Regions from separate parts of the Mus musculus genome. Here all the other regions are linked to region 5. A link is a loop called in an ENCODE intact Hi-C map of the cell type or tissue named here. Cell type or tissue: left cerebral cortex. All regions are shown on one strand. Region 1 overlaps Myof (myoferlin). Region 2 holds the start of Ffar4 (free fatty acid receptor 4). Region 3 holds the start of Fra10ac1 (FRA10AC1 homolog (human)). Region 4 has its middle 5.0 kb from the start of Gm32491. Region 5 overlaps Gm33036 (a long non-coding RNA gene). Region 6 has its middle 6.7 kb from the start of Gm23300.

Region 1 (5,000 bases), 400 kb after region 5:
AAATCATTGATGACTACAGATCTGGGCAGATCGTCCTGAACCTCACAGGCAGCGAGTGATCATGAGTGTGGGGTGATCAGCCCCAGATTGAACATGCAGCTCAAACCCATCACTTGGTTTCATCGTGCTGACAGCCCCAGGGAGTGCCGCAGACCATGACGAGGCAAACATACTTACAAATAAAAGGCCTCCAGGTGTCGGGGGTGGGAGCACCAATATAGAAGGATAATTGAACTTCAGTGTAATTTCCCATTTCGTAAAGGTGAAATGGAGGGGAATAGATAGACAGTTCTGTGACTAAGAACATTTGCTTCTCTTCCAGAGGACCTGGGTTCTCTTCCTGGAACTCACATGGCAGCTCAAAATCACCTATAGCTCCCATTCCAAGGGATCTGTTGCTCTTTTTTTGGCTTCCAAAAGCACCAGGCATATGTGTGGTGCACAGACATACATGTTGGCAAAACACTCGTGCATATAGAATTAAAAAATGAAAAAAATTAAATTAAAATTTATAGGTTTTAATTTATAAAATTTAAAATTAATATTTGTAAAAATAAAGTTGAAATTGACATGAAATATTTTTTAGATTTATTTATTTTATGTTTATGAATACACTGCCACTCTCTTCAGACACACCAGAAGAGGGCATTGGATCCCATTACAGACGGTTGTGGGCCACCATGTGGTTGCTGGGAATTGATGGACTCAGGACCTCTGGAAGAGTAGTCAGTGCTCTTAACTATCGAGGCATCTCTCCAGCCCAAAATACTATATTTTTTTTATTAGTTTTCATTTTCCTTCCTCAAGGGAGTTGGTGGAGAACTGGCCAAACTTCTAATTATGTTGGGGCCATTCCTCGGGGGGGTTTCTTGCCCTGATTCTCCTTATCATCTCCCTCCACTGACCAAATTGTCTGAGTTCAGGCCTAGTCGTGACAAAGAGAGTGGCTTTCCATGACCAGGACTTTGGCTAGGCCTAGCGGGCACTCCCTTCCCCTCTCTGTTGGCAGATGCTCAACTCGAGCACATCAGCATGTTCTGGGCTTAGCTTGTACTTTCTCAACTCCAGCCCTGAAATAACCGTTTCTCTAAGATGCTGTGGTCCCTTTAATAGGAAGTGACATTTGAAAAACAAGATCTAGAGTGCTCACGCTGCTGCTATATTGTTGCTTATAGGCCTTGCCAACCAAGAAGTTCACGGTCACACTCATTTGCATGTGCATATACATACATACATATATGCATATATTTATTTCTATATCTGTTAAAATGTTGAAGGCCAGAACAGTGCCTCCAATTTTAATCTACCACCAAGGACTTACCTTGGTAGTAAGATTAAAACTCTTGCCTACAGTGAGATTCCAGCTTCTGCCATCCTAACTGTAATGGTTGATTTGTTCAAACTTAAACTCCCTACGTCCACCACTGTGAACAAGTTCACAATGATTCATGTTTGATGCAGTTGGGTTGCCTTTGCCTTGAAACTAAGGACAGATAGTTAAAATGCTGTTTCCAAAGGTTACGTGTGGGTTAGTTCAACTGTCCATCTGAAATATAACTGAGTCCATACTATTTACATATATATCCTTTTGAGGGTTCCCTCACCTATTCCTGATGGTTTCTTCCTGTTTATTTTTGGAGTACATAAAATATTTACATAGTTCCAAAGGTCAAAATACAAGACAAGGCTTTCTCTATTGCTTAAACTTATCAGTGTTGATTGCATTTTGAATAAAAGTAAATAGCACGAGGCTATGGTAAGTATCAGTGAGTGAGAACAAAGCCCTCTGGCTTTCTGTAACGAAATCTTTTTATGTCCCTACCCCTCTACTCACCCTCTACCCTGCCTTGGAAATAACACTTTCTTGGACATAATGGCAGAATTACACAATTATCTCTCCTCTTTCTTGATTCTTCAGCAATCAAACATAGAGGCTGTAAAATCAGGGATCCAGGGTAAAATTCCTGCAAACCAGTTGGCGGAGGTGTGGCTGAAGCTGATAGATGAAGTTATAGAAGACACGAGGTACAGTAATCCTCTTCCTATCTGCACGTCCCCAGCATGCCCTGAATTCTAAGACTGTAGGTGCTTTTCCAATCTTGTCAAGTATTTCTCTGGAAAAAAAAATGCGTTTGAGCATTGTTTTGGGCTCCTTGAAAGTCCCACCCCAGCCCAGGAGAAGTTTCTGAATCACCCGGAAAACCTCCATTCTCTGGTTTGGTGCCAAGTCTAAAGTAGCCCAAGTAGGCCCAGGCTGGACTACCGGAAGCTGGCCCAGCAGCCTGAGGCAAAGGGTGGGAGTGGAAGAGAGGGAAGAGAAATAGCCTGAGCTAACCTTTCTGCAGAAGGACTCCTGACTTCCACAGGGATATAGGAACATGGCTTCCACCACTCAGAACAATGTTCCTAACTCATGTCTTTAGAAATAGCTTGCTGCTGCTGCTGTTGTTGTTGTTAAGTGTTTCAAGCACTCTGCCATCCTTCAGAAACAGTTAACACTAAAAACAGGAGTAACAGATAGTTAGAATGGGCCCTAAGCAAGGATGACGCGCAAATTCATTATACACTAAGAAATAAACAAGAAACAGCAACAATAACAACAACAACAGCAACAACAACAACAACAACACACACACACACACACACACACACACACACACCACGTTAGACAAATCCAGGACACAGACTTAGCCAGAGGACATTTCATAGCTGTGACTTAAGAAGTAACTTTTGGCATTTAGAAATCAAAAGGGAAAGTGACTCATTCCAACCTCATTTTAAATGTTGGCTAATAAAGCCACGAACAGGGAAGGTCGAAAAGAAAAGAGCATGGACTACACCTCTCAAGCTCTGGAAGCAGACATTTCCCCTTCTGGGGTAAGGCCCTTAGTCATCCCGTCCTCTTGCGCCCCCTAGTGGTTTATTCAGGTCATTGACAAACAGCTAAAATCAAGCCCCACTGGCTTTGTGACCACTCAAAGCTGAGAGACTTAGGGATTCCCTAAGGAGTGACCTCTAAATTACAGATAAGAAAGAAGGGAGACCGCAGTGACACTGGGAATTATTTACCCACTTAATGGCCAGCATCTCACTTTCAAAGGGCTCAAGTGTGACTTCGGAGCTCAACAGCACTCCCGTGAATTTTTGCCTTATGTGGCCACCGCAGGATCTTAAACCTTTATACACACGGTGCCACAGAAGTTAATGAAATCAAACAAAAACATACAGCGACAGCTTTCACATGGAAAATGCCTGTGATTTGCCAAAGAAAGCCCAGGCATGAGAACACATGCTGGCTTCAAAGAAGCAAGCTGGCATCTTTCTAAATGTTCTGTCGCAGGAAATTCCATGTTTGAGGAAAACCATGCTAGGATATCCTTCATATAAGGAGCTGGGTGGCATGCAAATAATGTAAATTCTAAGTGGGGACAATGAGTCGAATTTCCTGGTACTGGTGACAGTCTTGCCCTGTGGTTTCACCTACTTCCACAGTGAGAGAGAGAGAGGCACAGCTGACATGTGGCTAATCTGAGTCACTCACTCAGCTGTCCCTGTTTTTCTTGTGGACTCTTAACTTGGCTGAAAATTGTCCTATACAAGTGGTCCTTCTTATCTTCTGGAGCTCTCTGAGAACCGTCTGAGAGGATGACGGTGATGAAGATGACGGTACTGGGGATATTTAAACTTTGGTGCTTTAAAATTTGTGTCTTCTCCGATGCCAACAGAGACATCCTCAACTACAGTTTAAAGCAAGCAGCCCCTGTAGACTCAGGAGATTGCTGTCATTTCAATCTACGTGAAATGGCGTGCAGACATACATTAAACATGTGGGCAAACACAAGTGGACTTAGTTTTGAGACCTAGAATGTCATTCTTAGGTTTGTTTCTCTTCTCTCCTCTTCTTATAGATACACCTTGCCTGTCACAGAAGGAAAAGCCAACGTCACGGTTCTGGATACTCAGATCCGAAAGTTGCGGTCCAGGTTTCTCTCCCAGATACACGAGGCAGCTCTGAGGATGAGATCTGAAGCCACGGATGTGAAATCCACCTTGTTGGAAATCGAGGAGTGGCTTGATAAACTGATGCAGCTTACTGAAGAGGTAGACCATTAAAATACACTGTCATCTGTTTCCAGAAGGATTCTGCAGATGACAAGAAGGGTGGGGCAGGTGGTGGGTGGGTCATCTGGTATATCTGCGACTGGGATTGGATCTGATCAATGATAAAAACCAAGGACTTACTAGGATGAGGAGGCTACTGGAGAGGGTGAAAGTCACCCAAATTTTGAGTTGCGTTCCTGAGGAACCTGCAGGAAAAGCATCATGCTCGCACTGCGGTTGTAGAGCATTTTGTATGATGGAATAGTAGAACACAACACAGAGAATTAAAATGTCACTGTAGTGTGGATTGGGAAAAGCCTGGATTTAAATATTAAACCATGTGTGACCTTGGGCAAGCTCTTCAACTCACGTCAGCCCATTTTCCCTACCAGGAAAATGGAGAAAAACACAGTACTTAGGTCATAGAACTGTTGTGGGAATTTAAAGATGATGTCATAAGGAAGGACAGAAGAGTGTGGGGTATACAGTCGGTGCTGGATAAGTGTAGATGGGATGCCCCACACCTCCATGGCTGAAAGAACAAGAGTAAATGGATGCCTCCTGTCCTTGAGTGTCTAGGGTAGTGTCTTAGCTCCTTCTGTGCTGCTGTAACAGAATGGCACAGGCTGGGGAAGCTATAAAGAACAGAGGTTTCTTTCTAATGGTTCTAGAGGCAGGGAGAGTCGAGATTGAGAGACCTAAATTTGACAAGGACTTGTGTGTGTGTGTGTGTGTGTGTGTGTGTGTGTGTGTGTGTGTGTGTGTGTGTGTGTGTGTGATATCACTGGAGAGGAGTAGAGGATGGGGGGGCCTATTCTCACACAATATGGTAACTAACCCACTCCTGCAATTATGGGGCACAAATCAAGCTTCAGACATCTAACCTTGAGGAGCACACT
Region 2 (5,000 bases), 250 kb after region 5:
TTGAGTGCTGAGATGGCAGAGGTGAGTTGCCACACCCAGCTCTGCTGTTTTTCCACTGTGAAACTCACCACAGTCTAGACCAGTTCCTTCTCAGCCATTTTCTTTCTAAACCAGTTACACCCTATCACTCTTTCTCCTTGCCCTGTCATCTCCTGTTCTTCTAATTTATTTCTTCAACCGGTCAGCTTATAAAATGCAATGTTTCCCACAGAGTCAGTCCATAGCCTTTAAGGAACTTCGGAGTTTCTCCATGTTAAGATCCTTTGGCGTGAATACAGAAAACATGGAATACACTGGTCCTCTTATTCTTATGGGGGTAGGGAGGGAGGACATGTTCTAGAATTCCCTAGAAGAAAATGGAAACTGGAGACACACTGGCCCCCCTATATGCACTGTTCATTTCTCTATGCCTACATCCTTAGGTTAAATTTTAAATTATAAATTAGGCACAGTAAAAGACTAGCCAGAAATTAATAAGAAATTACAACCATAGACTGGAATTATAGTTATTTGAAACAGGAATCCCATCCCCCTGGAATATCCAGCTAATATTTTCTGACCTCATTTGTCCATGGGTAACTGAAGCCACTGCAGCTAAATCAGTGGAAAATAAAGCCAGAAGAAAAAGGGACTCTTGAATTCTATGAGAGAAGATAGCTCATCAGGCAAGATGCTCCATGCCTTTAATCCCAGCACTTGGGAGGCAGAGGCAGAGGCAGAGGCAGAGGCAGAGGCAGAGGCAGAGGCAGAGGCAGAGGCAGAGGCAGAGGCAGAGGCAGAGGCAGAGGCAGAGGCAGAGGCAGAGGCAGAGGCAGAGGCAGAGGCAGAGGCAGAGGCAGAGGCAGAGGCAGAGGCAGAGGCAGAGGCAGTGTTCAAGGACAGCATGCTCTACATAAAGAGTTCCAGGATAGCTAGAGCTACACAGAGAGACCCTGTCTCAAAAACAAACAAACAAAAACACACAGAGAGAGAAGAGCTTAGAAGGAGAAAAGGGGGGGGGGGAGAGGGAGAGAGAGGTTAGGAGCAGGAGAGTGATAGACAGGTAGGGGTGATGACAAGAAAGACAGGGAGACAGGGCACTGTCCTGCCCCTCACCCCCTTTCCACTACAAGTTTCCAAATCCCAACCCTACAAATCTCAATAACTAAGGCTCCTGTCACTTGGCCACTAAAGTAGTGTCAGTCCTTACTGCCCCAGTGGCTTTGCCCAAATGCCTCCCAAGACCTTGAAAACAAACGTCATGAAAACAAGAGCTCCCCAGAAGCACCTGCAGTGAAATTCTGGAAGTACTGTAGAGGGCTCCAGGTTCAGCCATTCCCTCGAGTGGGGGCGGGGATGAGCACAGAGTGCTGAGCACAGGCAAGGGCCCCCTCACTCAAGCTGCATCGGGGTACAGTCTCAGTCTGGGGGTTGGCTGGGAGGAGACAAGACCTTTTTATTTCCTTATTAGTGTTATTTACCAGCCCAATAGGATTGTACCTGAATGAATTTTAAAAGGGACAGTCCACCTGGAAATTTAAGATATACTATTTGGTCTTAATTCTTGGAATTGGAATGCTTCTGTGTTAAGAGCAAGAAATTCTCTAAGTTCTATGAAAAATACAGCAATACTGTTGTAACTCATTGGGGGGGGGGCGTGCAGCTTAAACAAACAACCGAAGGCAGAGCTGCCCCCTTATTGGGCTACCCAACATTTTGAGACTGTCACAGCATTGCCATCCATGTTGGGACATGTTCATAGCTATCCACATTAGTATCCACATGTGGCCAGCTGGACATGCATGTGACCTAGCTGGTCCCTTTGGTGAGGAGTTAGATCTGAGCTTTCTGGAAGCATCCATGTGGCCTGCCCTGATGCTCAGGTGTATCTGGACTAAGGACAAGCCTGGAGTGAAAGAGGGATCTTCCTTGGTCTCTTCTAGGCCAGCAGTACCCATCAGCTCAGTTAACCCTGCATCACCTGTACCCACCAGGTACACATGGTCACATGGTTATGTGTTCTTTAATGAAGAGTCACAGGCCTGATTGGTTTCTGCTTATTAGTCATTCAAAGTCAGTACCAAACAAACACTCCCCTCTGTGAGTTGGGGGGGTTGATTTTTTTTTTTTTAAGATACCGTTTGTCAGGGTGTAGCCTTCATCCACCCTTGCCCTCAATTAAAAAAAAAAAAAAAAGCGATTGGTCTGTGGACACTGCCAACCCTGGAAGCCCTCCTCTGTGTTCGGAGGTTTGGGGGCTGAGGAGGGGGGTGAGTGGGGTTCACATAACCAGCATTTCTGGTCAGAGTATATGCGGGAACAGGAACCTTTCCCCCAGGGGACATCCCACTACTGTAGGATTTCTCCTTGAGACTGCTCTTCTAAGCAGGAGCCCAGCAATAAGGAAGATGCTGGGTGCCCCAGCTTCTTTGTCTGTTAAATAGATGCGATAATAACAGTAGCGTGACATTTGGAGAGAAAGCAGAAACTCTGTGAGAAGCCACCTCGCACCCTGTGTCCCACCTGGCTGTAAGCTCCCATTGCTTAATTAGCCTCATAATAGTCTCTGCAGTTTGCAAAAAGTCCGGGAAGGCCCCCTTAACACTTGTGAGGATTTACTTACCCACTTGGCACTGTGGGTAAACTGACGAAATTAAACTCCAGAGTATTGGGCACTGGGTCTGCCAAAAAGGATACAATTCCACCCACGACCTATTATTGTTACTAGTCACTATCCCCCACCCCCACCCCCGGCCCACGGCTTTGGTCAGATCCTTGCCTCCCACCAGCAGCCCGCCTGGATACTTGTTGCGTTGCACGCAGCCAGCGCTCACCTGGTCCCCGCCGGGAAGGCGCTGCGGGACCACGCGGAACAAGATGCAGAGGGGCAGCGCGGCGAGCGCCGAGTAACCCCATATGAAAGCCAGCAGTGCCGCCTGAGTCCGCCGCCCCGGGCCGCTCAAGCCGCGCCGGAGGCGCACGATGCACACCATGCGCTCCAGGCTGACCGCGGCCAGTGTGAGGATCGTGACGCTGCCGCTCATTGTCATCACGTAGAAGAGCAGGTGGCAGACGACGGGCCCCAACAGCCAGGCCTCAGTCCAGCGCACGACGAGCACTAGAGGGATGGCGCTGGTGAAGAGCAAATCCGCGCAGAAGAGGTTGAGCACCAGGCTGGCTGTCGCCCCACGGCGCCGACGGCGCGCCACCAGCACTAGAGCACACACGTTGCCCAGCAGTGAGACGACAAAGATGAGCCCCAGAACGGTGGTCTCCACGACGCTCAACACCAACCGGTGGTCGCCCTTGACATCCGAGAAGAAAGGGAAGTGGGTGCGATTGACTTGGTCCAGGGTGTGCGAGGGGCCAGGGCCCGTCGTCTGTGCACACTCAGGGGACATGCCGGGCGCCCGGCCGCCCGCCGCTGTCTGAGAGAGCGCTCATCTGCGAGGTAACTGAATGCCAAGGCGGGGAAAGAGGGAGGGAGGAGGTTGCGACACCTCCCCTCTGTCACCCTCCCGCCCGAGTTGCCCAGGCTCTGGGCGTAGGAGCTGCGTCCAGGGCGCACCGGAACGAGGAAGTGCCTGGCAACACTGGCCTGAACACCGTGGGTGGGAAGGTGGCCACCAAGGCAGAGACCTCAGACCCTTGGGCAGTCTAAGTGCTCTTAAGCCAGAAAATTAAAGAATCTCCGCCTCCCTGTCCCTGCCCCGCCCCCCCCCCCCCCCCCGCCCCCGAGGCCGCCTTCTTCATCTTTCATGGACACTGATTACTGAAATCCTACTTAAGCTAACCCTGATCGAAGAGTGTCAGAGTTGAACTTGGGAAATGGTGCGGACCAGTGTAGTTCAGACTGCTCTAAAGAAATCCCATAGGTAGGAGGTTGATCCCAAAACAACTTGTAATGGGCCAGTGTTTATCTGATTTGGGGGTGAGTTAATCTCCTTATATACCAGTTTGTTTGTTTGCGTTTGCAAAATAGGAAGAATTACTTTGCCTGAGAATTTGGTTCTTTGTGTAGAGCATACACCTAGTGTGAGGGAGGCCCTGGGTTTGATACTCAGCACGGAAGTGCAGGGAGGGGTGAGAGGGAGGATGAGGGGAGGGAGAGAGGTCAGGTGCACAGTCAAGCTTTGAAAGTGCCTCAGGCTCCCAGGGTGAGAGCACTTGACCTTCTGATTCTGTTAGAGAAGAAACCTGAGCCTCTGCGAGAATGACTTTGCTAAGGTGGCCTTTGGTGACTAATAGACGTTCCTGGACCCCTAGACTTCCTTCTTGCCATTAAACCACCCACCATTGCTTCTGGTTTCCTTTTCTAGAAAATGAGATAACTAGTCAGTTAAAAGTGTGTTTGGGGACTGAGATCTAAAGACCACTTCTCTAAGTACTCCAACCACCTAAGACCTCATGCCCTCTCCCTTTGCCACACCCCCAGGCCTCTCCTCCTGCCTATTCTGCCTGGTGGTTTGTCTCCAGGTATTTATGAAGAACAGCATGTGCCCGTTGAAGTTGACGGTGGTGCCTGGAAGCGCATGCATGTGCGCCTCTGCTTATCACCCGCATGTGACTCCAAGTACATGCTGTGACTTCTAACATGATGTGCAGATCCTATGTCAGTGGGAGAGAGGCACAGCTGGAGGTTTGGGTAGCTTCAAGTTGGAAAGTGGAACCAGTGGGGGCTGGGCACTGCTGGAAAAGCCAAAAAAAGAAAAAGAAAAAAAAAAAAAAGAGTGAAACGAAGGGGCCTCAGAGATGGGACTTTGGGAACTGTCTGATTGGGGTCAAGAGATACTAGCTCTGTGTAGAGAGGTGGGAAAAGTGAGGGAGGAAAGGAGAGGAAGGGAGGGAGGGAGAGAGGGAAGGAGGGAGAGAGGGAGGGAGAGATCAGAATGGACAACTGAAAGGAACACTTACATTCTATATTATAAAATCACACTCATATTCTGTATTGTTAAAAAAAAAAAAAAGGAATCACCAGTTGCATAGTTAATGGTTTGTTTGTTCTGAGTGAACTACCTCAC
Region 3 (5,000 bases), 130 kb after region 5:
GCAGCTACTCCCCGTAGAATCATGAACTGAGAGGTAGGAGCTGAATTGTATAAAAGGAAAGTGCTGCCGAGCTCCAAACCCTCATGGACCTGTGGGGTCAAGGTCTGTGCATATCTCTCTTATGCGTAAAGCAAAGCATGTGTTGAAGAGATGGTGTGTTACGATTCTATTGCTGTGAGGAGACACCACGAGCAAAGCAACTTATAAAAGACAACATTTAATTGGAGGCCTGCTTACAGTTTTGGAGGGTGAGTTCATGGCCATCATGGTTAGCAAGCTTGGTAGCAGGCAGGCATGATGCTGGACCAGTAGCTGGGAGCACACATCCTGATCCACAAGTTATAGGATAGGGGTACGGATACATATATATAACTGGATACACACACACACACACACACACACACACACACACACACGTCATATCTATCTGTCTGTCTGTCTGTCTATCCATCCATCCATTCACTGGGCCTCTGGGCTTTGAGTTTCAATAAATGAGGAGCAAGCAGTCAAGCATCTGAATCTATGGGGCCCATTCTCCTTCAAACCCCCATAGCTGGCAAAGCTGTGGAGAGGCTTGCTGCTCTTTCCCAGGGCCAGGGTTCGGCTCCCAGTACCCACACCACTCTGTCACGCTTGTTCCAGGGCTTACCACACCGTCTTCTGTCCTCCATGTGTAATGTGACATGGAGAAGCAGGCACACACATATGACACAGAAGCAACATCTTTAAAAAATTTAAATGCAGGGCCTACAACAGCAGCACAGGGTTGTTGGAAAACTAAAAAGAAGTTAATAGATAAAAGATGTTTTTTAAAAAGGAACAAAAATGCTAATGCATGTCAAATATTGGTATACAAGAGTTTCATTTAGGCTACAGGAGTTCTTATTAGTGATAAAAGGACAAAGTATTTGGTTTTTAGATATCTATAAAAATTGACTGCTTGACAAATTAACTCAATACTTTAATAATATTAAATTATGAGGTTTCCTATTTACATTTTTAAAGGAAACATTTTTATTGTAGTATAATTCAAATGCACCTTGAAATGCATAAATTTATAATTTTGTAATTAACAAGATTGCAATCGCTGCTCTATGTAAATCAGGGTGTATCTATGATTTGCTGCCAGGAATAAAAAAAGTCTTGAACTGATTGACAGGGATATTGTTATCTACTGGTTAGGATAAAAGATTTAAAATGAACGTGTATTAAGATTCAGAGTTCTTCCTTAACATGGACCCGCTGTAAAAGTGAGAAGCATGCCAGTTCTGTTCAGCAAATGTTTTAGTAGCTCCTGTGATTTCAAAGGCACAGTGTTGGCTGCGGAGTGCGAGATGAATAACTGCTGGTATTGAAGAGAAGCAAGATCTGTACCCAGTGGAAAGAGGAATGGGACGTCACGGTGTAGGGCAAACACAATGCAGGAACAACCCAGTGGAGCTTAAAATAATTTAATTCTGGCTGCCTGAGGTGTTTTTTTTTTTTTTTTTTTTCCTTAAATTTTATATTGGATGCCCTTTCTGCGTGTGCTAGGTTGCTTATTGGCGTAGAATCTGCGACCCTGTGAAATCTTTTTCATTCCCCATTTCTTCTTTTCCTTGCCAACTCGATCTCTTCAGCCGCCAGCACTGCCTTTGGAACAGTATCTATTGTGTGGGTGGCGGAACGCGGGGAAGCTATTTCTGTTCTAATTATGAGCACTGTTTTCGTAGGGGAAAAAGAGGGGGTGATAAGGCAGATCTGAGGCTGAGCTGCTGGCTGGGCGAGGATGCTCGGTGGAGGCGTTACTAAGGTTACTAGAGAGAGGACCGCAGGTGACAGGCGGGGTTTTTCTCTATAGCAATATACATTTTCCAATGAAGGACGTGGGCTGGGCAGTGCCACATTGTACTACATATTGGATTCCCTAGAGGAAAAAGGAGATGGCCCAAAGGAAAAATGAGGGACCAAAGCAGGGAGCCTCTGCTTCCTCTTCCGGGCCTTTTCTTCCGCCGTCTTTGTTTACCCCCGAGCCATTCTGGCTGCAGCACAGAGTCGGCGCGCCGGAGAACGGTGTCTTATCGATGTGACACGCCTCTGAGCCGGGCCGGAAGCGGTTCCCAGCCGGTACCCGTAGGGCCAGGCGTGCAGCGTGCGGTGACAGTGGCGCGGGCGGCGGCGCTGCGTGGCTCTGGAGGACCGGCGCGGACCTGCAGCGGCTCGCTGAGGCCGTGGCTCGTCGCTGCAGCTGTCAGGACTCTTGGGGGCGAACTTGCCAGACAGAGAAGAGCGGAAGGGAAGGGGTGTGTAAGGAGGGCCGTGGGCGTGTTTGATCTCAGAGAGGACTTTGAAACTGGTTCTTAGTAGTTGAGTCTCATTTTTATTTTGACAGATTCGGGAGGCAGCAGATGCCCTATTCTCGAGATTTTCTTAATTCCAGTCAGTTGATAGCATGATTTGAGTGAGAGCTTTTTAGTGAAGCTACTGGGTTAAGATAGCTCAAGGGATGGATGAAGCTGCCCGAGATAAAAAGAAATGTGGCGTCGGAGCAGAGAAGAGGTGTCTGGAATGAGGGGTCAAGATGATCTACTAGTTCCAGGTTCTACTAGTTTCAGGTCTTCCTGTACTAGGTACCGTCCCCAAACTATGTAAGCTTGAGGTTTGGGCTTCTTTACATAACCTCTATGTTAACCTTTACATAAGTGGGGAAGTAGGAGACGCGTCTGTGCCAGCCAGACCTTAGATTCTGCAACTGCTCCAGGCTCCACACTGCGGTTTTCCACCATCAATATATGAAGCACGTGAGGATGGATTAGAGGGTAGTAGAATTTGAACAGCCTTGATGAGATCTGCTAAAAGGTGTGACGTCTAGGTGTATAAGGCAATGATAGCTGTCGGTCAGGAAGAACTGTGGCTTGCAAACCTATGTCTCCAAAGCTTGGCTGTTGCCTTCTCTTTAGCATTTGGTGGGATAAGGAAGAGAGGTATATACTCACACGCCCAAGTTTGAAAATGGAGTTGCAGAGACTCACAGAATTTAATGATTTGACATAGCTACCTTATTTAACAGAATGACAAACAGAAGGTAGTCAAGAACGCAGACACTGGCTATCCTAGCTGTACTTGCCAACACAGATGCTAAAGTTAATGTCTCTTTACCTGGACTGGGTCCTTTCAGCAATAAAGATTGCAACCCACCTTTACCCCTATTAATGTGTGTTACGAATTCTGTACACTTACTGACACAAATACCAAAGCTGAAAAATATTATCACTTGACCTGGACTGGCTCCTTTCAGCTGCAGGAGTTGACTATTGATGATATACAGTAGTAAAATCATCTGTACCCTTGCTCATGTGTGTTCCAAACTCTGTGTAATGCTGGAGTCAGATGCCTTTTCAGGCACAACTGACAGCTGAAGCTTTTCAGCAATTCCAAGACTATCCATCGGAAAATAATAAGACTGACTAAGCCTAGGGGTAAGGAAACTTAGCTTAAGGAGACCTCAGCTAAAACTCATGCTTAAAAATTAAGGAAAAAAAATTTAATCAGTTGATAATGTACTGTTTACAAACACTAATTCTGGCAAGTTGTGCCTAATATTCCCAAGAGATTGTTGAAACTGGGGCCTTAAGAATCAAGTAGATTAGTTTAACTACATTTTCATTCCTAAAATGCAAGTACTTATTTTTAACTTGAAAAATCATAAGCTTTATAAAAGTGCTTATCACTGTGTCTATGACAAAGTAATAATATAGTCACCCAGTGCTTAATAAGAGAGACACTTAAATACATTTCTGCAGCTCCTTCATTGTTCAAACAGCAGAGAGTATGCTTCTACAATGGTACAGCCATCAAACACCTCTACTACAGACAGCCCCCAAACTAGTATCTTTCTAGACTATGAACGTATATAGCATGTTGTTGCAATTATTACTGTAGATAAGTGTAATGGTATTTGCACAGTTAGGCATAGCTACAATGTAGAAGGTATAGTTGAAGTACTAAGCAATAATTTGTATTTTCCTCCAGTGGTCTGTCTGTGGCTGAAACATCTCTAGGGGGTGTGGGGTGTGTGGCACAAATAAAAGTGATGCACTGTTGTCCCTTGCATGGAGTCGCTTTGCAATATCCAGGCTTAGGTTTCACTGGAAGGCCAGTGACTAATGTCCTTATTCTTCTTATTTCAAAGGGATTAAAGTGTTAGGTGGCTGCGTAGACCAGAGACCATGATCTGCCCAGCATGACTTGTAAAGCTTGTGGCTGTTTAAGATCACTTAACTCTCAGTCTTGTGTTTCCTGAGTATTTGGCAGCTCGGGTCCGCACGGCTGACCTCGCACTCCTTTGCAGATGCATGGGCATGGAGGCTATGACTCTGATTTTAGTGACGATGAGCAAGGCGGAGGCTCCAGCAAAAAGAGGAAGAAGTAAGTCTGTTGATCCATAGTTCACACTGTTTCTAGACGGACATGAAGTATAACTAAATCCTGGAAAGGGTTTGGATTGACTTTGCATATGGAAACAACTGCTGTAGCAAGTGAGGGTTTATTCATTGCACTGTAATAAATGGATTTCAGTTTGGAGGTAGTTGTGGGGAAAATGAAGTTTTGTTGTGAAGGAGTTTATTGAAAGGGATAGAGGGAAAAGGAAAGATTTCTCTATTGCATGTTTTTTTTTTTTGTTTTGTTTTGTTTTTTGTTGTTTGCTTTTTCATTTGTTAAGACTGTGTGTCTGCAAATGTCACAGCTTAAAGGAGGCTTGGTTGCTGTTTGTCTTCCCAGTGAGGTGCTCGTGGAGGATGAATTGTAATTCAGAACAGTTGTAATGTTGACTTGAATGAGCAGGTCAGAGTTGGCAAGACCAAGATCCTCTAGCATACAAAGCCTGGGCTTCACAAAGAGGACACATTTTTGTTGTTGTTGTCATTTTTGTTTCCTGAGACAGTTTTATTATTTAGTTCAGGCTATCCTGGAATTCCCTATATAGCCCAGGCTGTCCTAAGACACAGTCTTCTTGGTTT
Region 4 (5,000 bases), 99 kb after region 5:
AGGTTTTTGTACATTGAAAAATAATGAGCAGAGAGTTGCTTAAGTGTTCTAGAGATCTGAAAACATTAGCTCTAGTTACCTTTTTTTTTCCCTTCAGTGTTTTGTTTTGTTTTGCTTGGTGCTGTGGACCTGAAGCTAGTGAATAGATGAACATTATTTATGGATATTCCTGGATGCTCAAGGAACACTCAGGACAGAATGAGTCATTATTTAGCAATGGGAGTGTTACAGAAGGCCGTGGAAGCAGAGGATATGGAGACACATAAGGACATTCTCCTTGTTTTGGCTCTAGGATTCCCACCCTGTGTGTGAATATTAATTCAGAATACTCATGCCTTTCTAGGAAGTCCTTGGAAATGTGTGTGGGGAGTTCTGTCATCAACCTAACTAGAAAATTTCCTTTGAATGTGCTGGATGGAGAACGCTAAGGGTACAAATCTTGGGTCCTTCATACACAATAAAGAATTATCCCATCCCAAATGTGCTTAGATCTCTGGCCAAGAAGGAACCGAAGAGGGTTGCATGGTTGAAAACATAGCAAACCTTTTGGTACAGTTTTCTGAACGTTGATCAATAATGTATCCATTAACTTGGGGAACCTGCACACTGCCCATACATTATCCAAATCAAATGGACAGTTCTGATAAGAGTGGAGGAATGGCCCTGTGCCCTTAGCCAACACATCCTTTTCTTAGGCTTCACTGTCCCCATCTTTACAGAGCTAATATCCTTGGACTCCCTAAGTTCTCTCTCTAGAAAAAAACAAAACAAAACAAACAAACAAACAAAAAAACTGTGTTAAAAAAAACCAAGGTCTAGAAATGTTTTCACTTTGTGAATGGTCAACACGTGTACTTCCTTTAACAAAAATGTATAAGTTTAAATCAAAACTTAACAGAAGAGACCCTATGCATGTATGGAAATGCCACAGTGAAACCCTTAACATATACAAGTTGTATGCATCAATAATTATAATAACCTATACAAGGTGATCCACACCTGTAATCTGGCCGGGAGGAATTAGGAGGATTATAGGTGTATAGCTAGCATGAGCTACGCAGCCATTCCTAGTTAGTCCAGCTTAGGCTACATGAAAAGTCTGTCCAAAACAACAATGACAACAATTAACAGCAGCAGGAAATAAACAGGACTAAGTGATCTCAGATAACAAAGTAGGATCTTAAGTTAATGTATGAATATTTGAATTTTATCAAATCCACACACTCTGTCCATGAACTACCTACCCCGAGACAGAAGTCGATCCTACAAAGCAAGGTTGCTTATGAATAAAGTCAGGATAATTCTAAACCATGGGCAGAGTAAAAATAATTTAGGTAAACTATATTTTGGGGTGGTGCTATGGAATAGCTGTGGCTCTCAGAGCTGGTGCCACAGAACGAGGCTGGGTCACTGAACTGTGAGACAGAAAGCACATGGACTCTTCTTCCTTCTGTTTGTTGCCCACCCGAGTCAGTCCGCAGACAGTTCCCAGCGGTCAAGAGAGAGCGTTAACTGTTCTTTTAAATGTCCCTTTTATTAAAATGTCATGTTTGTGCTTTGGTTTAAGACGGTGGAGTTAAGTGGAAAACCACACAGCTGAACTGTGAAAACTTCAGAAACTTGGCCTGTGTGTTGCTGGGTTTCAGGCTTTTGTCTTTTGTCTTCCCCTTTGGAAGGCTTCTGTTTCCCTTTGTTTCACTTTATGCTTTCATTCTGGAAGAACTCAGTGTGTTCTATTGCTTCTGTGACTCGAGGCCTCTATCACAACCCCCTAGTTTCGGTAGGAATGGTGACCCAAGAAGCAAAGAATTTGACCCCAGAAAATAGCAAGGGGATGAGAGAACCAGCTATGACCATAGGATTAATGCCCTGTGGGTCTAGGGCAAAAGGGTGGGCTTTAACAGTTTCTGAACCACACTTTCACTGGTCCTCCAAGGGTCCCACTGCTCTGAGCAATGGAGACAGGAAAATGGAGAAAGTCAGATTTCTGGGTCTCCTGCAGGCCTAGTGCTTCTCTTGTGTTATCTTGATTGCTATTTCACCAGCCTTGGACACTAGGCACTAATTAATGTCACTAATTAATGTCATAGTACAGATGAGGAACTAGAACCTTGGGGAACCGCAGTGATAATCCGAAGAACAGATATTTTGTATTCTGCCTTCTGTCTCTTTCCAAATTGTTCGTTGTGTGACTCCTACTTTCTGGGACCCATGAACTAAATCTTGGACAGTTCTTATCTATGTGAGCTCCTCCTGGCTCTGGAGGCTCTTGGGTGACACCTACTGGCTCTCAAGGCTCTGGGGACACCTGAGAGACTTCTTAGGTCTTAAGTCAATGTGAGCTAGTGTGAGGGTTATGACTCGGGTCTCGGCTTTTCCATTTAACAGTTGGGCACTCAGTCAAGTTTTTATGATTTTTGCACCCTCAGTTTCTTCACTGATGGCATGGATATAATACGTGCTTTCTCAGGATTGCTGCGATAAAGAAATGATCTATACCAGACACTCATGGTGAGCAGTGACTCTTCTAGCCTGCCTCCTGTTATCCAGTGTCTCCTCACCCAATATAATAGCCTCCTCCCAAATCTGTCAGAAGGACCTTGGAAGGAGAGGGTAAGAGAAAAAAAATAGGTCTTGGGATCTGGAGAACAAATGTGAATGTCTATAACCCAGATCAAGATCAGCTCCCCCATTGATTCTCAGCTTTTTGGGTAAGATCAAGCGAAGACAGTACCCACTGATCCTCAGGCCTGTGTTCCAGGGACTATTTTTGCAGTACAGGGGTAAGTCTCAGAACAATTGAGAGGTATAGCTCAGGCCTCTTTCCTGAAGTTGAGTCAGATATAAGGATTATCTTAATGAAAGAGCCAAAACTCTTAAGTCCTTTTAAATATCACAAAGAAAGTAGCTCTTTTGTTACTCTTCTTAGTTAACATTAGTGATAGCACAGGCCTTGAGTGAGTGGTTGGCTTGTACATTATCTAAGGTTCACTGATATATCACATTATCTAATTTATACCTACACAACACTGAATCTGTTTAATTTTTTTTAAAACTGTGAACACATTATTCCTCCATCACTTCTTTCAACAACTATACGCCCTCCATATGAAACATAGCATGTCACTAAACATTCATATATAAAGAGACCTGCAGAGTTCCTGCAGAGGCCTTTCAGCCTCACAGGATCCTGATGTAGAGACAAGCAACTAAGTAAGAGGACGCAAAGTACAGGGAAGGGCCAGGCCAGTCTGGGGAGGGGAGGGCAGCATGGCCCCACAAATGTCTGACTAACTTGTTGGACAAGTTTATACTTAAGTCTCTGTGACTGTCTTAGTGTGTCCCAGGGGCCATCCTAGGGGCTGTCCCGTCTCAGGGATATGGAGAGCCGTGCCGTGAGCAATCGCCATTATAAGATGGCGCTGGCTTCCACTGCGCCTAACTAGTAAAGAAACCTTATGCGCAAGTGCAAGAGTGAACTCACGCCTAGTCACTGCCCATCTCGGGGCGTAATGGGGTGATGGGCAAGCAACGAATCAGGAGCTGTCACGCCACATCAGGTGCTGAAACATCATGCTGCGGGCTATATAAGCAGCACCATTTTCTGGGTTTGGGGTCTTCCTCCTGAGAAGTAAGCAATAAAGCCTTTTGCCGCAGAAGATTCCGGTTGTCCTGAGTGTGTTCTTGCTGGCGGGGACAAAAGCTCGGGCAATACAGGGGCTGTAGCTTTCCTGGGCCTATTCGCTGCAGCATCCATCAGCTGATGTAGCAGTGGGCAGCTCCCCTCTTGGACAGTTTGCTTCAGAAAGAGCAGGAACACTCCTCCTCACTTCACAAAGAAGTTGTGAAGGGTTTCAGGACACAAGAGAAGAAGGGGAAGATTGACCAATAAGGACAGCAGACAAGAAAAAGGCACCCTGCTCACTGCCTTTCCCGCTGAGCACTGTGCTGAGAGTCATAGAATGCACCACACCCCATCACTCACGTCTCACACCAGCTCTCCGAGGTCTGCACTGAGCATGTGCACATCTTCTCAGTAAAGGAAGGCCCGGAATCAACCACCCACGAATCTAGCAATGGCAGAAATAAGATTTGAACCCAGGAGATATAATTGGTCATTTCTTTTCTTTTTAATAGCATATATCCATTCACTTGTCTGTGGACGTGTGCACACGTGTCACAGTGTGTGTGAGAGGAGTCAGTTCTTTCTTTCTACCTCCTGGGTCCCAGGAATTGAACTAAGGTCACCAGGTTTGGTGGTGAGAAGTGTTATCAGCTAAGCAATCTTGCCAGGCCTGGTCATTTCTCATTAAGGCAATCCCTCCCCCTCCCTTTTGTTTAAATCTCCCTAAGGAAGAGAGTGACACTATTCCTAGCAAGGGTCTTTGGGTAGAATAAAGACAGATATCCTTTGCAGGGGTTATCAATGGCAAGAAGCACATGAGAAAACAAGCGGAGTGTTTTCTTTCAACTTGCCAGACCCTGCCCTGGCCTTTGTCAAGTCACAAGCCAGTGCCCACACCCCTATGTCTTCCAGGCTGCAGCTCCAGCCTGCTCAGTGGCTCATTTTTGTCCCCTCTCTGCTTCTTGCAATCAATATTCTTAGTTCTCCAGAAAGCCACAATGGACACAAGCATACATATGCTCGCATATGAAATTTTAAATATGTATATATATTTTTATATATGTGGAAAGAAAGAACAAAAGAAGGAAGGAAGAGGAGGGAAGGAAGGAAGGAAGGCCTTCTCTTTTGTCCCTTCCGATTGCTCTTTTTCCTTCAGTGAAGCTGTGAATCAGCCCCATGGTCCTGCTCTGTCCATGCTGTTCAGAGTGAACACTGCCTTCCCACAGGCCCAGACTTGACACAACCAGACGCTATGGACTGAGAACTCTGAAACCAGGAACCAAAGTAAATCTCTCCTCCTTTACGTTGTTTACATCAAGTAATCAAAGGCTCAGGACTAGAGGCCATACCTCAGCGTACAGCCCTGAGGTCAGCA
Region 5 (5,000 bases):
TATATCATGCATATTTTACCATGATAAAAACAAATGGCTTTCCAAAAAAATTGTCTTCCGTCCCTGTTATTGCTATTTAGAAATCATCTGTATCTTAAAGAAAAAGCAGAATCATCTTTAAGATAAAGATCTACTTTATCTTAAGACTTGTCTTGTTTAAAAAAAAAAAAAAAAACTTGTCTTGTTAAAATGTCAACACTTGGCAAATGAAGTGTGTGTGAATCTCATGTAACCCAGGTTGATCCCAAACTAGAATAACAATGTAGCAGAAGAAGCTGGCCTTGAACTTTTGATCTCCCTGCATCTACCTTCCAAGAGTTGGATTACAGTTATGAATCATCAGACATGGTTTATGTCATGCTGGGATTGTATCCCAGGATTTTATGCCTGCTTAGGCAAAAGCTCTACCAACCGAGCTACACCCTTTCCCCCCGGCCCCGCCCCTTCTCTTACTAGCTCCACGAGCGCCACCTTTAGGCTCTTTCAGTCATCACACCGCGCTCATTCTTTTACACTTGGCGCAACATTCAAAAGCCATCTGTTTCCCATCAGGCTCCTGAGCAAGGCTAACCCCTTATTGATATGATACACGGTATCCTACGGTATACTTTATAGGTATCCATAAAGGGTTTTCCATCTATTGAAATCTCATCTTATAGTCTTGCTTCCATTGTGTCTCCGCAGGTTCTCACGATGGCATGCTCCATCAACGCAGGTATCGCCATGTCGCTTTAGAATTGGAAATGTTTGGATCCACAAGGTGTATGGATTTTGGTCGCAAGACTTTCTATTAACAGTCAGGCCCAACACAGCTTAGTTTATGAAGTCTGATTTTTCTAACCACCTGCCTTCTCCCTTTATCTGCTGTTATTTGTCCCAGCATACCTCCCCCTCATGGTTCACTTTTTAATCTATCTTGGGGAAATTTCCATGGTTTCTCTTGCCTGTGTATTTCACTTCCTCTCCTTTTCTAAGGTGTGGCACATAGCCAGATAGCTGACAATAGTTATCTTCTGCTCCCTTCTCCCCTGTTGCCTTCTATTGTGTAAACTGGGAAAGTTAAAGACTCACTTCCCATGAGCCTTTTCAGCTAGGAGTAGCCAAGTGACAGTTTCGGCCAACAGAACAGAAGCAGACTTTAGTGGAAAATGTTTTAGTTTTTCTGATGAAAGAAAGCAAAAAAGAAGCAAATGGACACACACAGCCCCAGTTTCTTCCCCTGCTCTTGGGTTTTGTTTTTGTTGTTGTTGTTGTTGTTGTTGTTGTTGAACATGATATTTGGAACTGGAACAATACCACCTTGAAGGAAAGCCCTAGAAAGTTCTGAGGCGCTGGCTCTGACATCTCTGAGCCAGGACCCAGTGCCAGCAGCCACTTACCTCGACCCCTTGCTTGCTCATTATCTGAGAGAGGAAGCAAAACCAGGAGCCACTGTTAGTCATGTTTTTCTGTTGCCCAAAGCTGAAAACGTTTCTTACTCTTGCCTAGTATAAGAGATATAATATTTACTTCAAAGTGTTGTAAAGATAAATGTAGGTAATGTCATTAGTAATTGTTTGGCATTTAGGGTACCCTAGCTACTGTTCTGAGCACTTTACATATGTGGATTATCTAAACTCTCTCAAAAATGCTTGTGAAGCCGGGCGTGGTGGCGCACGCCTTTAATCCCAGCACTCTGGAGGTAGAGGCAGGTGGATCTCTGAGTTCGAGGCCAGCCTGGTCTACAAAGTGAGTTCCAGGACAGCCAGGGCTACACAGAGAAATCCTGTCTCGAAAAACAACAACAACAAAAAAAGACATGATGGCCCTCTCCACCTTAAAGACAAAGAAATGAAGCCACTTACTCAAAATTAACAACTTATGAATGACAAGATTTTGTGTACTGTCGTCTGACTCCAGTCTGTCTACTTACTTACAAAGCACTTAGCCCAGAAGTACGAAGTTGGCACCCTGAAGCTGCTGGCAATACTAACGATGGTGATTAAGGAACATTTCCCTCTGGGGTGACTTGAAAGCCGAGCACCTGTGGTTGGGAAATGTACTGTGCACATGAAGGCAAAAACACTTGGACAACAAGATAAGCAATCCTGCGACAGGAGTCTTAAAACTAACAAGGCAGAGTTTGGGGTCAACTCCAATGGCATTCCAGGAGCCATCCATGATTCCCTTCCTTAGCTCTGTCCTCATCCGTAGGCCTCCATTCCCTGAGGACTATGTTCTTACCCGCCCCACCCCCACCCCCCGCTGTGATCCGCACCCACTCCCAGCCCTCCACCATCGGGATCACAGCTTTTCTTTATTTTGGGCTAAAACATCTTATACTTTTGTTCTTGTTGTTTTTATTTTGTTTGTTTGTTTGTTTGTTTTTTCGAGACAGGGTTTCTCTGTGTATCAATGGCTGTCCTGGAACTCACTTTGTAGACTAAGCTGGCCTCGAACTCAGAAATCCCCCTGCCTCTGCCTCCTGAGTGCTGGGATTAAAGGCGTGTGCCACCATGCCCGGCAACATATTATACTTTTAACTACCAATTGTGGCCACTAGGTGTCAGCATCTATCACAAAATGAGCCATTGCTCACACCAGCCTTCTTCAAATTTAAGCTCAAGACTGCAGTTATGTAAAAGCAAATCTGTTTTCTGGTCTATGGATGCTTAGTCTTTTTCTTGTTTTCTTGTTGTTTCCAGGCAGCAGACAGAAAAGGAAAGCAAAAGCTATTTCTTTTGATCTGCTAACCCAAGAGAGCCAGCTGCCACTACTGCGCTCTGGTGGGGACTGCAAGGAGTTATGAAAACTTTAAAGAGTGAAAAAGGGCCTGTCCCTCATGGATTCTGTTGGCATGCAGAAGCTTTAGTTGGCTACCATGAAGTAAGGCATCCTATGTGATTGGCTGGGGCACACATTTGATTTCCTCTATCAGTACAGAACTGAAAGCAGGTAGCTGAGAGGATTGGGGAGTGTCAGTCACTATCAAGGGCTGAGCAAGCCGGGCAGCAGATAGAGGAGCTCTGATAGAAGCTCACTTGTGGAATTAGTAACTAATCCATCAGGGGTTGTAGGATAGGCTGACTTCGAAAGCTATTTGCTGTAGATGGGGTTGGTTCCCTGAGCAGGGGTTAGGTTAAAGTTCTATTTTGATATATACTTTGTCGTATGTTTCCATCTCCCTGTGGTAAGCAGTAATCTTAGCTTTACATTTTTTTTATCATGTTTACAATGTATAAAGTGCATTTGTGTTTATCTCATGATTAGTGAGTGATACGAGACTTTGTCTCTTTACTGTAAAGCCAAGGAGTAGACTCAGAAATGTTCATTAATCCAAGCACCGTGGCGATGAAAGAACTTTAGGGGTGTGTGTGTGTGTGTGTGTGTAGGTGTGTGTGTGTGCCTGCTTGTGTATGGGGGTGGGGGGGAAGGTGCCTGCTTTAGGACTTCAAGTTCAGAGACACAGGTTCAAAAAGCACTAAATTGCTTTACAGAAGAAAGTAGAGGGTGTGGAAGCTAATAAAGATAAACAGTGCTAGTTTACCTTTGTAGTAAATGCCTATTGAATACCGGAGAGAGGGCGAGGCTACATGATAGGTAAGGTGAGGGACAAGAAGCCAGGTATGACTGGAAGTGGTGGTGTAAATCTTTAATCCCAGCACTTGGGAGACAGAAGCAGGCAGATCTCTGAGTCTGACACCAGCCTGGTCTACAGAGTGAGTTCCAGGACAGCTGGGGCTACACGAAGAAACCCTGTCCTGAAAAAAACAAACAGAAAGAAAGGAAGGAAGGAAGGAAAGAAGGAAGGATGGAAGAAAAAGCCAGTGTGGGACTTATGTATCCACTTCCAGCGTTGAACAGGTTGATACCAGAGGACCGTTACACTGTCCAGGCCAGCCTGAACTATATAGTAAACTCCAGGCCAGTCATAAGATTCCCATCTCAAATAAAAACAACAAAAAGAAGAGAATCCAGGCATGATGGCACATTCCTCAAATTCTGTTGCTTAGGTTGCTGAGTCACAAGAGGATCACAAGTTCAAGGCCAATCTGGGCTACATACAGCGTTCTAGATTAGCCTGGGCTGATAGTAAGACTCTGACTCACTCACTCAACCAACAGACCTATTATCAATAAACCAATAAAATAATCCAAACACATAGTAAAAATGTCATACTAGATACACAAAGGAAGGCTAGATATGTATTCACCTTAGTTTTTCTGACTGGGTCTCATTGAATCTAGAGGTTGCTCTTTTAGCTAGACTCGACTGATTGGTAGGCAAGGCCCCTCCTGGCTTTGACCTCAGCACAGGAGCTAGAGACGTGCACTGCCACACTGGCTTTAACTGGGCACTGAGCATCTAAACTTGGCTCTTTGTGTTTGTACAGAGGCATTTTACCCATCGAGCTATCTCCCCAGTCTCCAGAGACATCATAGCATCCATCTGGAGTCTCTGATGTAACATAAATACTAGTCATGCAAGATGCCTGTAGCCAAAGGCGAAGGTAACCAAGAATGCCCATTGCCAGAGAGTGACTTGAGATCTGATTCAGTCCTGTTGCCTTAATGGTATCTAGACTCTGGAAAGCTCTCTCAACACAGCTTTCATTGCAAGTTTCTTCTTTTCACAGAAGTCATTTTGAGGTAGGACAGAAAGACTGGGAGATTTGAGGGACACAAGAGGGATTAGAGTCAGTAGAGAAACAAGAATCCCAGCATAAAATTACATTCGCTGTAAAGGCTGTAGGCACATCCCTTGTGCATGCATGTATATATAATTGAATGTTCATGATCACGGGGGCGGCAGGGCTTCATTCATTTCTGTCACTCATTGCCTGAGAGTCTCAAACTGTTACGGTAAAGCAGAGGGGGTACCTTTGGCAGTTGGGGCTAAGATGTGCCACTAAGAGATCACACCGTGCAATAGATCTAATGCAAGAGGTTTAGTTGTAGAGGGGGGAAACAAAAGGCTGTCCAGATGTGAGAACATGAGAGAGAGATAGAGACAGAGAGACA
Region 6 (5,000 bases), 270 kb after region 5:
CTAGACAACAGAAGTCATTCTAGATGTCATTCTCCATCTGCAATGCACTCTCACCTGATTTCTGGCTTTGAATGCTTGGAAAGTAGCAGCCTGCTTAGGGGATGGGAGGGGTGGTGGCTCAGTCTCTAGGGGCAGATGCTCAGGTTCATATTCTAGCTGCCACCGTCTTGTCGTCTTGAATGAGTCACATTCTCCAAACAGCTTTCTCATCTGTGTGATGAGCATAGAATTTTCACACAGCATGACCATGAAAGTCAATCTATGTGGCCCCTCTGATGTGTCACTGAGACACGCGTAGGAATCTCCAATGTAAAGCAGACCTTGTTCGTACTACACTCTAGCATGCTAGCCAGGTAGGTGTCACCATTCCTACCTTGGAGCTGATGAAACTTAAATATAGGGAGAATGAAGTGGCTGGCTCAAGGTCAACCACACTAGAATTTCAACCTGGGTCAATAGTTCTCATGATAAGGTTTTCCTCAGGGTATTGAGCTTCGCTGATGCTAAGATACAAAAGAAATTTCCAGAACAGAAGTGCTTCTCTCCTTGTCTGCAATGAGCAGACTCTTTTCCATTCAGTTCATTCCTTCAAGGGAAGAAGTCATCACTGCGGCATGTATGCAACACATGGTTGATGCCTGTCATACACCTAGAACCTAATCAGCATCTCATCAACTTTACACTGATGACGAGACGCTCAGGATGGACTTGGTCTTGGTCCTGCTGCCGGGCATGCACCTCTACCTTATGAATATGAAATGAAAGGTCCATCTCCCTTGTCTATGCCTTCATGCAAGGCAGATCCAGGGATCCATCAGAAGGGGTGTGCCCCCTAGCAAACACAGAAGTGGATGCTCACAGTCAACTATTGGATGGATCACAGGGCCCCCAATGGAGGAGCTAGAGAAAGTACCCAAGGAGCTAAAGAGATCTGCAACCCTATTGGTGGAACAACATTATGAACTAACCAGTACCCCAGAGCTCTTGACTCTAGCTGCATATGTATCAAAAGATGGCCTAGTCGGCCATCACTGGAAAGAGAGGCCCATTGGTCAGGCAAACTTTATATGCCCCAGTACAGGGGAACACCAGGGCCAAAAAATGGGAATGGGTGGGTAGGGGAGTCGGGGGGGGGGGACTTTTGGGATAGCACTGGAAATGTAATTGAGGAAAATACGTAATAAAAAAAAAAAAAGAAGGGGTGTGCCCTCCTTGTCCAAGTGAAGCTGCCTGATTTTGTCACTCATGTCTGCATTATCCATGGGAGCTGGCTGACCTTCATCATCCACACAGGTTGCCTGCCTTCATCATCCACCCAGAGCGGCTCACTCTTGTCTTCCATACGAGGTGGCTCATGTCCATTTTCATAATTTGTGACCGAAACAGCCAAGAGACGTGTTATCGGTTTTTCTTTTCCCTCCATAAACCCTCCAGTTAATTTATTTCTCTATATAACAGGTCAGCATTCAAGTTTGCCTTCCGTATATGTGAGACTACGTGGCTCCCAATAGGCTATGGGAAACACCCTTTACCGGATAAGAATCTGGGTCAAAGCTATTACCCTTCCCCGAAGACCTTACTAATATAACACAGGCCATGTTTTCTTTAAGCTCTGTTTAACAATTCTCTTATAACAACATGCTTCTTACTTGAACTGTGTGTGTCCTTAACTAATAAATTGGTCATTGCCTTGTTTGGAAAGTCTATTGTCTCTCAGCCTTAGAGAGACATCAGATGGGGCCCTCTGGCTTCCTTTACAGCAGTATAGCCCCTCATCTGCTGTAGATGTTACAAATTTGCTGCTCAGGTGATAGATGAGGTCTGGGCTTGGTATTCTTGGAGAAAGGTAAGATTCTTCAGGAAATATAAGTCAACTTTTGATCAGTAGAAAAATGAGTTAGGTTCACCTTCTAAAGACAGTTTTTCTCTGAGTGTTTCAATTGTGATTGCCCAGCCCTGGTGCTTTGGGGCCTGTGGTAAGACAGAAATATCACACTTGGGAGTGAGTGGCAGAGCAAAGCCACTCTCCTCGTGGCCAAGACATAAAGAAAGGAAAATAAAATATCAAGTCCAGAGTCCCATGGTCCCCTTCATGGAGATGCCCTGTGATTTGAAGCTCTCTCGAGACTCAACCTTTTAAAGGATCCCAATAAGATGTCCCCGACGATCAAGCCATTATCTCATATGCCTATCTGGTACATTTCAGATCCAAACCATGGCAGGGAGCTTACCTGTAATGTCTTTTAAGTGGGTTTGTCTGGAAGGTGAGAGTGAAGGCTGCTGTCAGACGCCAACCTGTTCCTTCTGGCTCATGCTAGTCCATCTCTGGCTGTTGGGTTTGGATGACACTACATGCATTTAGTTCTTTGGGGTTTCCTACTTTTTCAGGACTATGATATCATCCCTGGGTTTTGTCCTCTCAGCTCACTCTTGTCCTTGTCCTTGCCCTTGCCCTTGGTCCTTGACCCCTCAACCTTGTTTGATCGTTATAGGAGAATTCAGTTGAATGCCAGCCTGGCATTGTCCACTCAACCATCCGATCACTAGAGCACAAAAGAAAAATGTGAGCAAGGCCAATACATGCTATGAGTAGACTTGACTTAGGACAAAATACTCAAGGTCCCCAAAAGAGTAACTTTACTGGAACCAACACACAAGGCTAGCCAGCAGGGCAGCTGCTACCTTGAAGAGCCTTGGTTCTTCTGTTGTCTACAAACTGGCTATGTGACCTTGTGTAAGTGACTCCATCTCTGGGATCTGCTGTGTCATTAAACTGGATTAGTTTTTAATCTTGAGTCATGCCCAGAGTGCCCCAGAAAATGCTCTCTCAAATGTTCAGATAGAGGCCTAGAAATCAGCATTTTCCAAAGGCTCTGAGCGAATTTCCTGGACCCAAAGTTGGACTTGAAGCCAGTTCCTCCCACCACTGACCTTCAGTGTGGGTCTGGGGTTATAGAAGGTAATCAGGAAATGTTGGCTGCAAGCTAGCCCTGTCTAGAAATGTAGCCATTAAAAGCTGCCAGATGGCAGGTGGCAGGGAAGAAGAGGGAGGGAGGGTTTGTGTTTGCTGTGCGGCTCAAACAGCACCTGTTGGACTGAAGTGGACACAGGGAAGGCTCTGTGCTCACACGGCAGCAGGGACCCTGGACTTTCATTGGCTTCCTTCCCATCTCAGGCCAGTTACTCTTCTTCTGTCCCATGTAGCTGTTCCACAGGAAAGTCACAAACTGCTGGTTTGTTGTGGCCCACATCCTTAATGCCTCATTAGCTTTGAACATTGGGAGGTTTCATATTTTAAATTTCAGATTCTCCCAGAAAAAAAAATCTAAAAACTAAGCTATTGTGATGGTTTAACTGAGAAATGTCCTCCCTGGGCTCCGGGATTTGCTGGTTGGGGAGACTCAACCTTGCTGAAGGAAGTGTGTCACTGGAGGCAGGCTTTGAGAGATTATGGGATTGCTACACTGCCAGTTAGCTCTGCTTTGTGCTCGTGGTAAAATGTGAACTGTCAGCTTCCGGGCTTATCTGCAGCTTGCAGCCATGCCTCCCTGCATGACAGACACTCATCCCTCTGGAACTATAAGCCAAAATAAACCCTTCCTTCTAGAAGTTGTCTTGGTCATGGTATTTTATTATACCAACAGAAAAGTTGAGAATACAACCATATTGGCTTAATTCCTCTTGGACAAACAGCTCCCCTGTGAGAACATGCAGAGTGTATACAGCACTATGTATATGGTTCTTTCTGAGGCTCCTTCATAAAGAAGTCCTTCAGTCACTGAAAAAGACTGTTGGCTAGTTGTCAGTAAAGATAACTATCACCTATAGTGACCCATTGTAAGTATTTCCCTAATGGCAATGAAAAGATAGTGCCCCTCCCCCCCCCAAATATTTGCATAAGAGGCTTGCGATGTAGCTCAGCAATAAAGCACATACATAAGGCTCTGGATTTGATTTTCACACCTCCAAAACAAACAAACAAACAAACAAACACCCCACAACACTCAGGCAAAATACAATGCAAATTCCTACCAAGAGAAGTACAGAAAACTAAATTATATTTATAAAATGGAGTATTATTCAGCTATTAAAAAGTTATATGCACATGGTAGAAGTACATGCATATGTATATGAGTGTGTAAGTGTGCATGAGAGTGAGCACGTATGTACACATGTGTAGGATGTCATGAAAGAGGAGGAAAGTATCTTAAGATGGGGAAGTAAGAATAATGTAATATATGTGTGTGCAAGCAGAGGTCAGCAGGACTATCTGGGGGAAGAAAATAAATGATAAAAAAAAGTGGCATGTATGAAGATACTATGTATGAAGCCCATTACTTGTATGCTAATGTATACTTTTTAAAAGAAATGATGAAAATTTAAAAAATAAAAACACCAACAGCACTTATGGAGTCAAAAAAGCAAGATCCAAATATGTAACTCCACATATTTGACTTTCAAGATCTGACAAAGCCAATACATGGTCACAGACATGAGACTGCCTCTTGTCAGCAAGGGATTCTGGACTGGAGCCAGAGGAACGACACTTCCAGGGATGGTGATGTCATCTGTAGCTCTACTTGCCTGATGGTTAAAAGGATGTATGTGTCAAAACTCATTAATTTTGGTTGATGGGGAAATGGCTCTGTGGTTGAGAGCACTCACTGGCTGCTCTTCCAGAAGACCCAGGTTCAATTTCCCTACCACATGGCACCTTGCATCCCCCTAAATTCCAGTTCCAGAGGATCTGATGCCCTCTTCTGGACTCTGTGAGCACTGTATATGTGTGCACAAACATCCATAGCAGCAAAGATCAACATACAAAATCTGTGTGCGCACATACATGCCATAATGGACAAAGGGAATGACACCCCCTGTGTTTGTTGGAAATAACAATATAGTGAAGAAGAGAGGGATCCTTTTATGGAGACACAACAATTTCCTATACATTAGTGATGACACTGGGTGAACCGCTTAATCTCAGTATGGTGCTGGCATCA

The links. A loop is a pair of places that touch in the nucleus more often than their neighbours do. Peaks named below come from ENCODE experiments on the same cell type or tissue, not always from the same donor. Only the 100,000 strongest peaks of a DNase experiment are listed, where the experiment ranks them.
Region 1: a loop joins it to region 5, with 6 times the contacts of the local background. A loop is called at or near these places in 20 of 42 quality-filtered maps.
Region 2: it touches region 5 in a loop (2.3-fold over the local background); 3 of 42 quality-filtered maps call a loop at or near these places.
Region 3: it touches region 5 in a loop (2.7-fold over the local background); 8 of 42 quality-filtered maps call a loop at or near these places.
Region 4: it touches region 5 in a loop (7-fold over the local background); 26 of 42 quality-filtered maps call a loop at or near these places.
Region 6: a loop joins it to region 5, with 7 times the contacts of the local background. A loop is called at or near these places in 7 of 42 quality-filtered maps.

The regions. Positions count from the first base shown.
Region 1 is chr19:37,953,468-37,958,467 of GRCm38, reverse strand. It overlaps Myof (myoferlin), which reads left to right. Exons shown (of 54, transcript NM_001302140.1): 22 at 1,919-2,025; 23 at 3,909-4,101. Among named protein-coding and RNA genes, the nearest start is that of Gm52397, 30 kb to the left of the region's middle. In left cerebral cortex, a CTCF peak has its summit at 2,919 (motif pointing left); DNase peaks (open chromatin) are centred at 2,904 and 3,440.
Region 2 is chr19:38,095,507-38,100,506 of GRCm38, reverse strand. It overlaps Ffar4 (free fatty acid receptor 4), which reads right to left and starts at 3,428. Exons shown (of 3, transcript NM_181748.2): 1 at 2,814-3,428. The coding sequence starts at 3,380. In left cerebral cortex, no CTCF peak of the experiment used is centred here; a DNase peak (open chromatin) is centred at 2,966; H3K4me3 peaks cover 220 bases.
Region 3 is chr19:38,221,244-38,226,243 of GRCm38, reverse strand. Fra10ac1 (FRA10AC1 homolog (human)) reads left to right here and starts at 2,092. Exons shown (of 14, transcript NM_001081075.2): 1 at 2,092-2,282; 2 at 4,331-4,407. The coding sequence starts at 4,331. In left cerebral cortex, a CTCF peak has its summit at 2,201; DNase peaks (open chromatin) are centred at 1,347, 1,765, 2,116 and 2,702; H3K4me3 peaks cover 2,084 bases; H3K27ac peaks cover 2,216 bases.
Region 4 is chr19:38,251,265-38,256,264 of GRCm38, reverse strand. No RefSeq gene overlaps it. Among named protein-coding and RNA genes, the nearest start is that of Gm32491, 5.0 kb to the left of the region's middle. In left cerebral cortex, a CTCF peak has its summit at 2,281 (motif pointing left); a DNase peak (open chromatin) is centred at 2,271.
Region 5 is chr19:38,350,481-38,355,480 of GRCm38, reverse strand. Gm33036 (a long non-coding RNA gene) reads left to right here. Exons shown (of 4, transcript XR_003952856.1): 3 at 685-715; 4 at 2,685-3,242. Among named protein-coding and RNA genes, the nearest start is that of Gm32960, 4.3 kb to the right of the region's middle. In left cerebral cortex, CTCF peaks have their summits at 281, 482 and 2,551 (motif pointing right); DNase peaks (open chromatin) are centred at 2,550 and 2,882; H3K27ac peaks cover 377 bases.
Region 6 is chr19:38,076,098-38,081,097 of GRCm38, reverse strand. No RefSeq gene overlaps it. Among named protein-coding and RNA genes, the nearest start is that of Gm23300, 6.7 kb to the right of the region's middle. In left cerebral cortex, a CTCF peak has its summit at 4,748 (motif pointing left); DNase peaks (open chromatin) are centred at 4,592 and 4,700.